Regions from separate parts of the Homo sapiens genome. Here region 2 is linked to region 1. The links are chromatin loops, found by intact Hi-C in ENCODE. Cell type or tissue: PC-3. All regions are shown on one strand. Links, peaks and the distances in the headings refer to the core of each region. The heading gives the core; the rest is flanking DNA.

Region 1 (5,378 bases), core at 81-5,080:
GTCCTCCTCAGCCTCCCAAAGTGCTGGGATTACAGGTGTGAGCCACTGCACCCAGTCTAAATTACTTGTATAATGTTAGTTTCTTTCTTTCTTCCTTTCTTTCTTTCTTCTTTTTTTTTTTTGACAGAGTCTCACTTTGTCACCCAGGCTGGAGTGCAGCGGTGCAATCTCAGCTCACTGCAACCTCTGCCTCCTGGGTTCAAGTGATCTTCCTGCCTCAGCCTCCCAAGTAGCTGGGATTACAGGCACCTGCCACCACGCCCGGCAAATTTTTACATTTTTAGTAGAGATGGGGTTTCATCATGTTGGCCAGGGTGGTCTTTAGCTCCCAACCTCAAGTGATCCACCTACCTCAGCCTCCCAACGTGCTGGGATTACAGGCATGAGCCACCACGCCAGACCTTATAATGTTAATTTCTGTCTCTCCCAATCCAAATACAAGGTCCATGAGGACAGAGATTTTTTTTTGTCTGTTTTATTCTCTGTTTACCCAGCATCTAGAACAGTGCCTGCACACTGACATCCAATAAATATTTGTTAATTCAATCCTCCGTGCATAGTTATATAATTTGCTTTTCTACAGTATGTCTTGGAGTATTTCCAAGGCAGTGTACAGACATCTACTTTACTTACTAGAAAGAGTCCACATTGTGGATGTTCCGTAGATTGTTTAAAATGTTGCCCTCTTGATGGATGTTTACTGGTTTGTGTGTTGTCGCCATTTTAATTTATGCTGTCACAGACATCCTCATACATACCTTTTCATGCATATGTGTGAATAATTATGAAAGAAAGGCCCACAGAAATCAAACAATCACTTTAAACCCTTGTCTTTTTGTGGTTGAATTATACAAGGAGGGAATTACATAAGGGCACTTTTACTTGTTTGCTTTAAAGTCAAGCCATGTTAATGGACTGCTTTACCTTCCTTTTCATTGACGTTTAATTTGTGTGGCTTGCATGGTGAGCTTGGGATTCTAGTTCCCTGTTATCTATTGGGTCTGGTCTGAGAGGTGTCATTTATGCCACTGTAGTACTACTACTTTCCGTAGAGTTAGAATAACTGAAAAGCATGTTGTCCTGATTTGTGCAAGGCGTCGTGGTGAACCTGGAGATAAAACATTACTTTAGTTCTCTAGAAACTTGCACTGTGCTTGGTCATTGAACATAATAAGTGAAATCATAGGCGATAATTCAGGCATTGAGTCAGAAATAAGTGTGAGCAATTTACAGGCAAGAGAGGGCCTGGAAAGGGGTGTAGGGAGAAAGAATGCCACAGGAGTGCTTTGGTTGACTCAGAATCCTTTGCAGTAACATCCACAATGCCTGGGGACCATGAGAATGTCCCCTGTACACGTGGCAGATTGGCTGAAAATTCAGTCTGAGCTTTGATCTGAGGAATGCTGGGTAGCAGACAAGCGGCCGATCGTGGTCCCCGGAAAGCTCTGAGTCACGGTTCTGGTGTGATCAGGACTCCAAAATCTCTTTCTGGTGATGACATTTGGCCCAGCATGACCCCAGGGGGGCATCCCTCTTACCTCCTTTCTCCTCATTCTGCGTGAACGACTTTGCGGTCGTTCACTCTCACACCCCTGCCAACTTCCATTGCACAAGCACACAATTTCCCATTTGCAAATATTTGCTCTCTGTCTCTGAGCTTGGCATGACTGGAACCTGTTATGAAATCAAACCATTGCCCTGGCTCACCCTCAAGGGCCAAATTACCCCAACATAAAGAAATTCCTGCAGCATACATGGGCCTGGGCCCCTCCTTAGGAGTGGCTCTGTCACCATTCCCAGAAGGTTGTCTGCTTGCTTTGGAGGAATTCCCAGGAGCCTGGCCTGCCTTTTGCTTCAATCTCAGCTATAAAAAGGGTGGAAACATGGAAACCAAGTCTCTCCAAATGACGGTAGGATGTGTGATAGAAGGTGAAAGTCAGAGTGCCTGAACCCCAGTGTGTCCCCAGACAACACTGCTGCTGCTGCACCACCCAGCACATAGTAGGTCCTCAACAAATGTGTGGTGAATAGCTGGGTAGTAGTAGAAGAGCGCTTCTCTTTTTGTAAGAGCCCCTGGCAAAGCAGATCTATTTCTTCCCGGTACAACTTTATCCAAATGAAACCAGTGAAAGTGAGCACTGAGAGGCATTCTGGAAAGAGAAGCCTTAAAGGGCAGCCTAGGGCTGGGAGTGGATTGGCAGCAGGGGCTCACGGCCTTTGGCCTTGGTGCTCCCCAGTAGTGTTGTGAGGGGTGGGGGTGGGTGGTTCATTTGGCCACATTAATGCAAATGCATCTCAGGTTTCTTTTGGTTCCAACAGGGACGCCCACTGTCCTTTGCTGGTCTGTGGCCTCCCAGTGACACCTGCAGCCTCCAGGAGCCCATCTTGCTCCCGTTATGGCTGCCCAGAGTAACTGGAGCTCCCCTTCCTCACCACTTTGCCCTGGCATTTCCAGACTTTTCAAAGCACTTTCAAAGTCACTATCTCACATCGTGCATGCTAACTGATGTGTGATTGAGATTTTTTTTACATATTAAGATGAGTACATAACTCAGGGGAAATAGCAGACTTTTTAAAAATAAAAGGCAAAGTCCTCAAAACCAAAACCAAAAAAAGATACCCCCTTTGCCGACCTGCCAGCCCAAGTTGTTTTGTCAGGACAGACAGGTCTGGCATTTCAACACCAGAGGGAGCTAGTGGTCAAGTTATGTAGACAAGTTAGTTGCCCTTCTCAAGAAATTCTCAACTTGGCTCTTTTATTCTCTTTTCCGTCACTTCACAGAGAGGCAGAAGACAGCTTTCATGGGTTTGGTGGGTGGAGCAGGTGTGGTGAATGAGCATCAAAGGGCAGCTGATGCAATGAGGCAGGGTAGTGGGGACAGAATTCTGGGCACAGTGCTGTTGCCTGGTCTCTGATCAGCCCGCGGATCAGAGTTATTAGTGATAACTCCATTAGTCAAGTCGGTGCCATGGCCTGGCTGCGCTGGAGTTTTCTTGTTTGTTTTTGTCCTGAGAAAGCCACCCTGCCACCACCTCACCCCACCCCCACCTTTAGCCCAATGGGCATCTTGGGTTCAGTAGCTCAGTTGAACTGTCCAGGCTGGTCTGGGGGGGCTCTCTCCAGACAGGTGACCAGGTTATGTAGAGCATTACGGAGATCTGGCTGCTTATCCTGCCTGGCTTCACTCCAGGAACAGTTTTGGTTTTTAAACATTTTTAGTAGACTTTACTTTTTAGAGTAGTTTTAGGTTCACAACAAAATAGGTCAAAGGTATAAAGATTTTCCACAAACCTTCTGCCTCCACACATGCACGGCCTCCCTCACCATCAGCATTCTGCAACGGAGTGGTATATTTGTTAACGGTCAGTGAACCTTCATTGACACATCATCATCAAAGTCCATAGTTTACATTAGGGCTCACTCTTGGTGGTGTACATTTCCATGATTTTGGACAAATGTATAATGACATGAATCTACCATTATAGTATCTTACAGAATAGTTTTACTGCACTAAAAATCCTCTGTGTTCTGCTTCTTCATCCCTCCCTCTCTCCTAACCCCTGGTAACCACTAAACTTTTTACCATTTTCATAGTTTTACCTTTTCCAGAATGTCCTATAGTTGGAATGATACAGGGGATAGCCTTTTGAGATTGGCACCTTTCACTTAGCAATATGCATTTAATGTTCTGCTATGTCTTTTCACAGTTGCTAACTCACTTCTTTTTAAGGCTGGATAATATTTCAGTGTCTGGATATACCATAGTTTATCCGTTCACCTACTAAAGGACATTTTGCTTGCTTTCAAGTTTTGGCAATTATGAATACAACTGCTATAAACATCCATGTGCGGGTTTTTATATGAACATAACTCTTCACCTCATTTGGGTAAATATCAGTAGTGTAATTGCTGGATCTTATGGTAATGGTATATTTAGTTTTGTAAGAAACTGCCAAACTGTCTCTCAAAGTGGCTGGACCACTATGCATTCCTACCAGCAATGAATAAAAAGTTCCTGTTGCTTCATATCCTGAATGGCATTGGGTGTTATCAGTTACCTCCTTGTATTTTGGCCATTTTAATAGGTGTGTAGTGGTATCTCATTGTTTTAATTTGTAATTTCCTAATGACACATGAAGTGGAGCATCTTCTCCTATGCTTATTTACCATCTGAATATCTTCTTTGGCGAGGTGTATGCTCAAGTCTTTTGCCCATTGGGTTATTCATTTTGTTATTGTTAAGTTTAAGAGTTTGTTGCCTATATTGGATAATATAGGCATATATTATCATATATGTCTTTTGTAAATACTTTCTCCCAGTCTGTTACTTGTCTTTTTATTCTATTGGCAGTGTGTGGTTTGGTTTTGTTTGTTTTTTGTTTGTTTGTTTGTTTGTTTTAGTTTGGGGAGGTGGGGGACAGAGCAAAAGTTTTTTATTTTAATGAAGTTCAGCTTATCAGCTCTTTTTTTCATGGATCATGTCCATGCATCATGGTGTTGCATCAAGAAAGTTATCTGTGTAGCCAAGGTTACCTATATTTTCTTCTATATTATCTTCAAGGAGTTTCATAGTTTTGCCTTTTACATTTAGGTCTACAGTCCATTTTGGATTCATTTTTGTGAAGATCGTAAGGTTTGTGTCTAGATTCACTGTTTTGCATGTCTAGTTTTTCTAGCACCATTTGTTGAAAACTGTCTTTGCTCCATTTTATTGCCTTTGCTTCTTTGTCAAAGATCAGTTGGCTGTATTTGTGCGGGTCTGCTCTGGGCTGTCTGTTCTGTTCCATTGATCTATTTGTCTGTTCCATTGATGTTTTGCCAATTCCACATTGTCTTGATTACTTCAGCTTTATAGTAAGTCTTGAAATTGGGTAGTGTCAGTCTTCTGACTTCGTTCTTTTTCTTCAATATTGTGTTAGCCTTTTGCTTGGGTCTTTTGCCTGGGTCTTTTGCCTCTCCATATAAACTTTAGAATGAGTTTGTCGATATCCATAAATAACTTGCTGGGATTTTGATTAAGGTTGCGTTGAATATATAGATCGAGTTTGGAAAGACATCTTGACAAATACTGAGTCTTTCTATCCATGAATACGGTATATCTCTATATGTATTTAGTTCTTGATTTTTTTCACAACGGTTTTGTAGTTCTACTTATATAGATCTTGTACATATTTTGTGAGATTTATATGTAAATATTTCATTTGGGGGAATGATAACATAGATGGTATTGTTTTTATTTTTAAATTCCATTTGTTCATTGCTGGTGTATAGGAAAACAACTGACTTTTGTATATTAACTTTGTATTCTTCAATCTGGCTATAATCATTATTGGTTCCAGGAGTTTTTTGTTGATTCTTTTGGATTTTCTACATGGAC
Region 2 (5,378 bases), core at 302-5,301, 420 kb after region 1:
GCATCTGGGCAAAGTCATTTTGACACAACCACACCAAAATGGCTACATGTAAGCGGCTGAAATATTCCAGAGCCCTCTCTGAGCCTCAGCTTCCATAAGCAGTGTCGGGTAGAGGCTGCAAGAAGCATCTGGGAACGAAACATGTCACAGGCTTCAATTCCTCCAGAAGCTGAGAGACAGAGGCGGGGGACACATCCACTCGGTGGAACAGAAAACTGAAACGAAGAGACACGTCCTAAATTTTCAGTGACTGGCGTTAGAGTTACCAGACTTTCTGGGGTGGACACTTGATGGGTAAAATGATTCCTGACTCAGTTTCCTTCTCTGCGTAGTGGACACGATACCCCAGCTCCTAGGCTTTCAGGACTCGGTGGAACCAGGTGTGCCATTTGCCAGGCCTAGCACCAGCACAAGACCTTCAGCAGTAGCTCCCTCCTGCCCCACTGCCACTCCTGCCCACACCCCTGATATCCGGGCCATCAGACTGAGAGGTGCTCTCTGGATGCTGTGGGAAGTTAGCAGCAGCCTCACAATGCCCCTCCTGGGTCCATCTCCTTTATCCTGTGTATGGATTGGTTACAGTCATGGGGACAGGGTGGCCACTTGTTCTGCATTTGGATTCCTTGTTACTCTTTTCATCATTTGAATTGGGAAGCAAGGGGCTGTGGTTACAGAAGGACATCCCAACAGGATGCACTGTTGGTGTGTCTCCTGCCCTTACCCCCAACACCTTTCTGCACTCTCCCTTCCTCCCCCAGCTGGGCAAGAGCATTAAGGTGTGATCTGACTCACTAAGCTGCCTTCTCCCAAACAAAAGAGAGCCAGAGCTTTTCCCCAGCCCACTGGCAACGGTATGGCTCCTCTACCATCAACAAACCTAATCAAGAACTGACCATCAGGAGTTCGAGACCAGCTTGGCCAACCTGGTGAAACCTTGTCTCTACTAAAAACACAAAAAATTAGCTAGGTGTGGTGGCAGACACCTGTAATCCCAGCTACTCTGCAGGCTGAGGCAGGAGAATCGCTTGAACCCGGGAGGTGGAAGTTGCAGTGAGCCGAGATCGCGTCACTATACTCCAGCCTGGGCAACAAGCACAAAGCTCTGTCAGGAAGGAAGGAAGGGAGGGAGGGAAAAGAATTGACCATATACACATGAGCCTTGTGCAAGCGAGGAGGCTTCCAGCAAAGGAAGAGAGTGAGGGTGGGTGAGGCTTCAGGAAGGAGGCAAGTCTTAGGTAAGTCTTGGAAATGGAGGGCCAAAGGTTGATGGAAGCAAGAAGGCATTCTGACAAGTCCTACAGATGACATTTCATTCACCAGCTCTTTTGGTGTAACAAACGTCTATTGGGCACCTACCAGGTGCCAAGCACTGTGGGCCATGGGGATGTGAGAATGAACAGAACACGGTCCTTGCCCTCCAGAGGTTCGCCGGAAAAAGCACTGTGACTAACACATGTTGTGGCAAAGCAACAGTAGTCACCAGCACCAAAGGGGAGGCACCAAACAGTGCCTGGGGAGGCCAGGTGGGCATCAGTGGGAGGGCAGTGCCTACGAGGGGCTTGAGACATAGCGTAGCAGTCAGGCGCAGGTTCTAGCACTGGCTGCATGGGTTTGCACCCAGGCTCTGCCAGTTACTAATTCTATGAGCTTGGTCAACTTACCAACCTCTCTGTGCCTCAGTTTCCTCATTTATAAATGGTACCCACTTCAAGAGGTTGTTGAAAAGATTATATGAATACATGTAAATCACAGTTAGTACAGTGTCTGGCTACTGGGTCTGTAAATGTATTTAAGATTGTCTTTCATGCAATTTACCTAACAAATGTGCACATGTACCCTACACCTAAAAGTCAAAAGAATTTAAATTTAAATTTAAAAAAGATTATTGTCTTGATGGCAAAGCAGGCATCTAGCAGGTAAAGAAGGATACAGGAAAGGTGTAAAGCAGAAAGCAGGAACAGCACGAACAAAGGCAAGGAGACGGAAGCGTGGGCCGTGGTTTGGCATGGCTGCTACAGGGGAGTGTGTGGTGAGAATTAAGCCAGAAGGGTGAGCAAAGCCCAGGTCTCGCCAGGCTGCGCACACCTTGGAGGTTGTGGACTTGATTCTGGAGTTGATAGCGAGCTCCTCCGCCTTTTTGTAATGATCGGATTGGGCCGTTGTATTAGGATTGTATCAGATTTGGGGACTGCATCATGCAGCTGGCTCAGGAGCTAGGAACTCACTACTACAGAAAAGAGAGAAAGAGGCCCTAAACTAACACAGGGCCGCAGGAATGCAGAGGCAGCAAGGACTGCGGCCTAGAGATGACTAGATATGGGCACGGGCAGGACACAGGGTGGCCTGGGTGAACCACTGAGCCACAAACCAGGACCGGGGAGACTGCAGCATGAGCAGGTTTGGGGCTGGAGAAGAGAGACAATAAAATAATAGGTGCTAGGCCAAGATCTAGGAACTTTATATGAATTATTTCATTTAAATCCCACATGGGGGGACCTTTGAGAAGGGCACAGCTATTATCCATATCTATAGATGAGAAAACTGAAGCGTAGTGTGATTGAAAACCCTGTAAGAATCAGAGCTGTGATGTGGTTTTCAGAGCCTGCATCCTCATTTCTGGGCCCCACGCTGACTTGGAGACACCTGAGGGCAGAGGCTGGGCATCTGGGGCTGGGCAGAGGCTGGGCATCTGGGGCTAGGCAGAGAGGCCTGGGCTGGAAGCTCTCTGTCGAGCCACAGGAGAGATAAGACTGAGATTGGCAGGGAGTGTGAGAGAGTGAGGAAGAAGGCAAGGCCGGACCACGAAGAAAGGGGCTGTCACAGAGGGTGATGGGTAGGCAGAAGTCCAGCCAGCCAGGAACCCATCCCAACCCCGGGATCCAGCAGGAGCCTTCCTCAGCCCTCTCCCCAGCCCACAGGGAAGGAGTCCAGCCCTAAAACTTGGCCTTTTGCCTACCTGCCCTGCCCACAGAGCACACACAGGCGGCCTGGCCCTCCTCCCGCGCCTAGAGCTGGTTGCACAACCACCTGAGCTGGTGAGGCAAGGATAGCGTTCCCTTCCTCCCCAAGAGGAGTCCAGAGGCAAGGGTTAAAAGGATTAGGCTCAGCTTTGGGAAACAAAACCAACTCTAAGTGGAAAAACACCAGCCCTCGCTGGGCTATTGTGAGGCGCAGTCATGGTTCCCAGTCCATATGTGGACAGGGCCTAGGATCTGTTGACAAAAGTGACTCAGGCGTTTACCTCAGGCCCAACGCCCGCTGGCCCAGGTCCCGTCTGGGTGTGTCATTGGCTCAAGTGAGGTCCCATGAATACACACACACACACACACACACACACACACACACACACACACACTCTGGAGCCAACTCTCTGAGTTACCCAATCCCAGCCAATTCACCTGAAGCACCTGGCATTTCTTTCATCACCCAACAGGTCATTGTGCTGAGCTGTCAGTGCAGAGGAGGCTTAGCTGGCTCCATCATTCACATCACAAGCTTCATAAATTCCTGAGGAGAGTGCCAAAGGCCGAGATTGCTGCAGCACTTTCACTGGGGGAAGAGGAGAGGCTAAGCAGGCAGGTGGTCAGGGAGAGCCAACAGAGGGAGAAATTCCAGCCTCCGCTTACTCCCCCTCTGTCACTTGGTTCCACCACATGTAGCGGCAGTGTCTGGCCCCAGTGTGCTGAGAGAAAAAAGAGAAAACACACACAGAGAAGTGGGGATCACAGAACATGGAATGTGTGTCCTCAAGGGCCCTTCCAGACCTTTAATTAGTGTGGCTCTCTCATTTACAGATGAAGAAACCATTTGTCAGACATTCAGCGGGTGAAGGACAAACAAGAGACAGAATCCAGGGCCTTCAACGTCCTCTCAGTGCTCTTGCCCCTACATCACACAGACTCCAGACAAGCAGGACTGGAAGAGGCTAAGATGACCACGAGCCTGACCCCACACCTGCTACTGGAGAGACCCACAGCCTCCTCATCTGGGCTCTTCTGGCCACATGGCACAGCCTGGTGGGGTAGGTTTTACTCATTGTGGCATCTCTGGTACCTGGGGCACAGTAGGTTCTCAGAAAATGTTGCATGAGTTAATCTAATGGAATACCAGTTTATCCCATATGGAAGTATGCTAGCCGCTTTTTTGGAAGCCACGAGAAATTTAAAGCAGACTTTAAAAAAAAAAATCATGTATCACTTCGCTTCAGCCTGACAAGATTTTTTCTGGCTGGACAAGAATTCTTGACAAACCTGCATTTAGGCAGGTAAGTTCCCCTTGTGGCATACCTGAATTGCTCTCTCTCTCTCCCGCAAGCAGGTGCCCAGGAAGCAGGAGATGGAGGTAGGTGAGACAAGGCTTTCCCAGCTAGCCGTGGTGGTGGGAACACCATGATCAGCTTCCCCACGACATACCCAGCAAACAGGAATCTTAATGAAACTACCAGAGCTGCCCGAGGCACATGCCCTGCTCCTCTCATCTTTGGCACAGCTGAGCATGTGTTGGCCAATAGCCTATGCTGTACCCAGAACGGGTGCCCAGGATCAAGTGGAACCTTCCTGGTCAGCTGGGAAGACAAATGCTGAGAACGTTTCTTTACCAAACATTCCTGAGTACCTCTTCAGGGCCAGCCCTGATCCAGGCCCTGAGGATACAGATGTGAAGGTATATAGGCCTGCTTCTGCTCTCATGGGGCTCAGAACCCTTCTTACTGTTCCAGAAACACAAGGGCAGCTGTGTTGATGTAGCCACGCTGGCCCCATTAGATGAAGTTGGACAGAGGGATGGATGAATGAATGCACGTGGTGAAGAGGGGAGGTTCAGGGCCTTGCTGAAAAAGATGAATATTAAAAAGCAAGTTAAGAGATAACAATGCTTGAGAATCATCAGAGCAAACACTCGCTGAGCCTTTCCAGTGTGCCAGGCCCTGTGTGGAGTCCTTATATGTCTTTATTCACTTAATCCCTTACCTATGCTGAGGCCATTAACTGTTATCATCCCCATAAGAAAACTGAGCCCAGAGAGGTTGCTAAACTCACAGAAGTCACACAGCTGGGAAGTGGCAAGTGAGAACTGGAACCAGGCACCAGGGCCCTGGTGCTCAAATGACCAGCTGGCATGCTTCATAGCTCCCTTCAGAGGCTTCTAGCCGTGTTAAAGCTTTGAACTGAATGAATCAGGTGGGATCATACATGAGTTGACAAAAGGGTGGTAACACCAAGGGACCTCAGAGGGTGACGCTGCTTTGGCATTTCTTAGCAAATTTACCATGATCAGAGTCTGGCCTTAACTGACCAGGAAGAGGACTCCGTCATTCATGCAGAGATGAAAATACTTATTAGTAATCAACTGATGCTGATCCAATGCAGAAGAGAGCTATA

Evidence for each region. A loop is a pair of places that touch in the nucleus more often than their neighbours do. Peaks named below come from ENCODE experiments on the same cell type or tissue, not always from the same donor. Only the 100,000 strongest peaks of a DNase experiment are listed, where the experiment ranks them.
Region 2: a loop joins it to region 1, with 7 times the contacts of the local background. A loop is called at or near these places in 3 of 110 quality-filtered maps.

Annotation. Positions count from the first base shown.
Region 1 is chr2:45,990,905-45,996,282 of GRCh38, forward strand. The region is part of intron 6 of PRKCE (protein kinase C epsilon); the gene reads left to right. Among named protein-coding and RNA genes, the nearest start is that of EPAS1, 300 kb to the right of the region's middle. In PC-3, for the core only: a CTCF peak has its summit at 2,684 (motif pointing right); DNase peaks (open chromatin) are centred at 1,647 and 2,687; H3K27ac peaks cover 2,056 bases.
Region 2 is chr2:46,406,011-46,411,388 of GRCh38, forward strand. LOC124907762 (a long non-coding RNA gene) reads right to left here. Exons shown (of 2, transcript XR_007086306.1): 1 at 3,399-5,378; 2 at 1-215. Among named protein-coding and RNA genes, the nearest start is that of LINC01820, 15 kb to the left of the region's middle. RefSeq lists an enhancer at 2,856-3,430. In PC-3, for the core only: no CTCF peak of the experiment used is centred there; a DNase peak (open chromatin) is centred at 3,271; H3K4me3 peaks cover 604 bases; H3K27ac peaks cover 3,611 bases.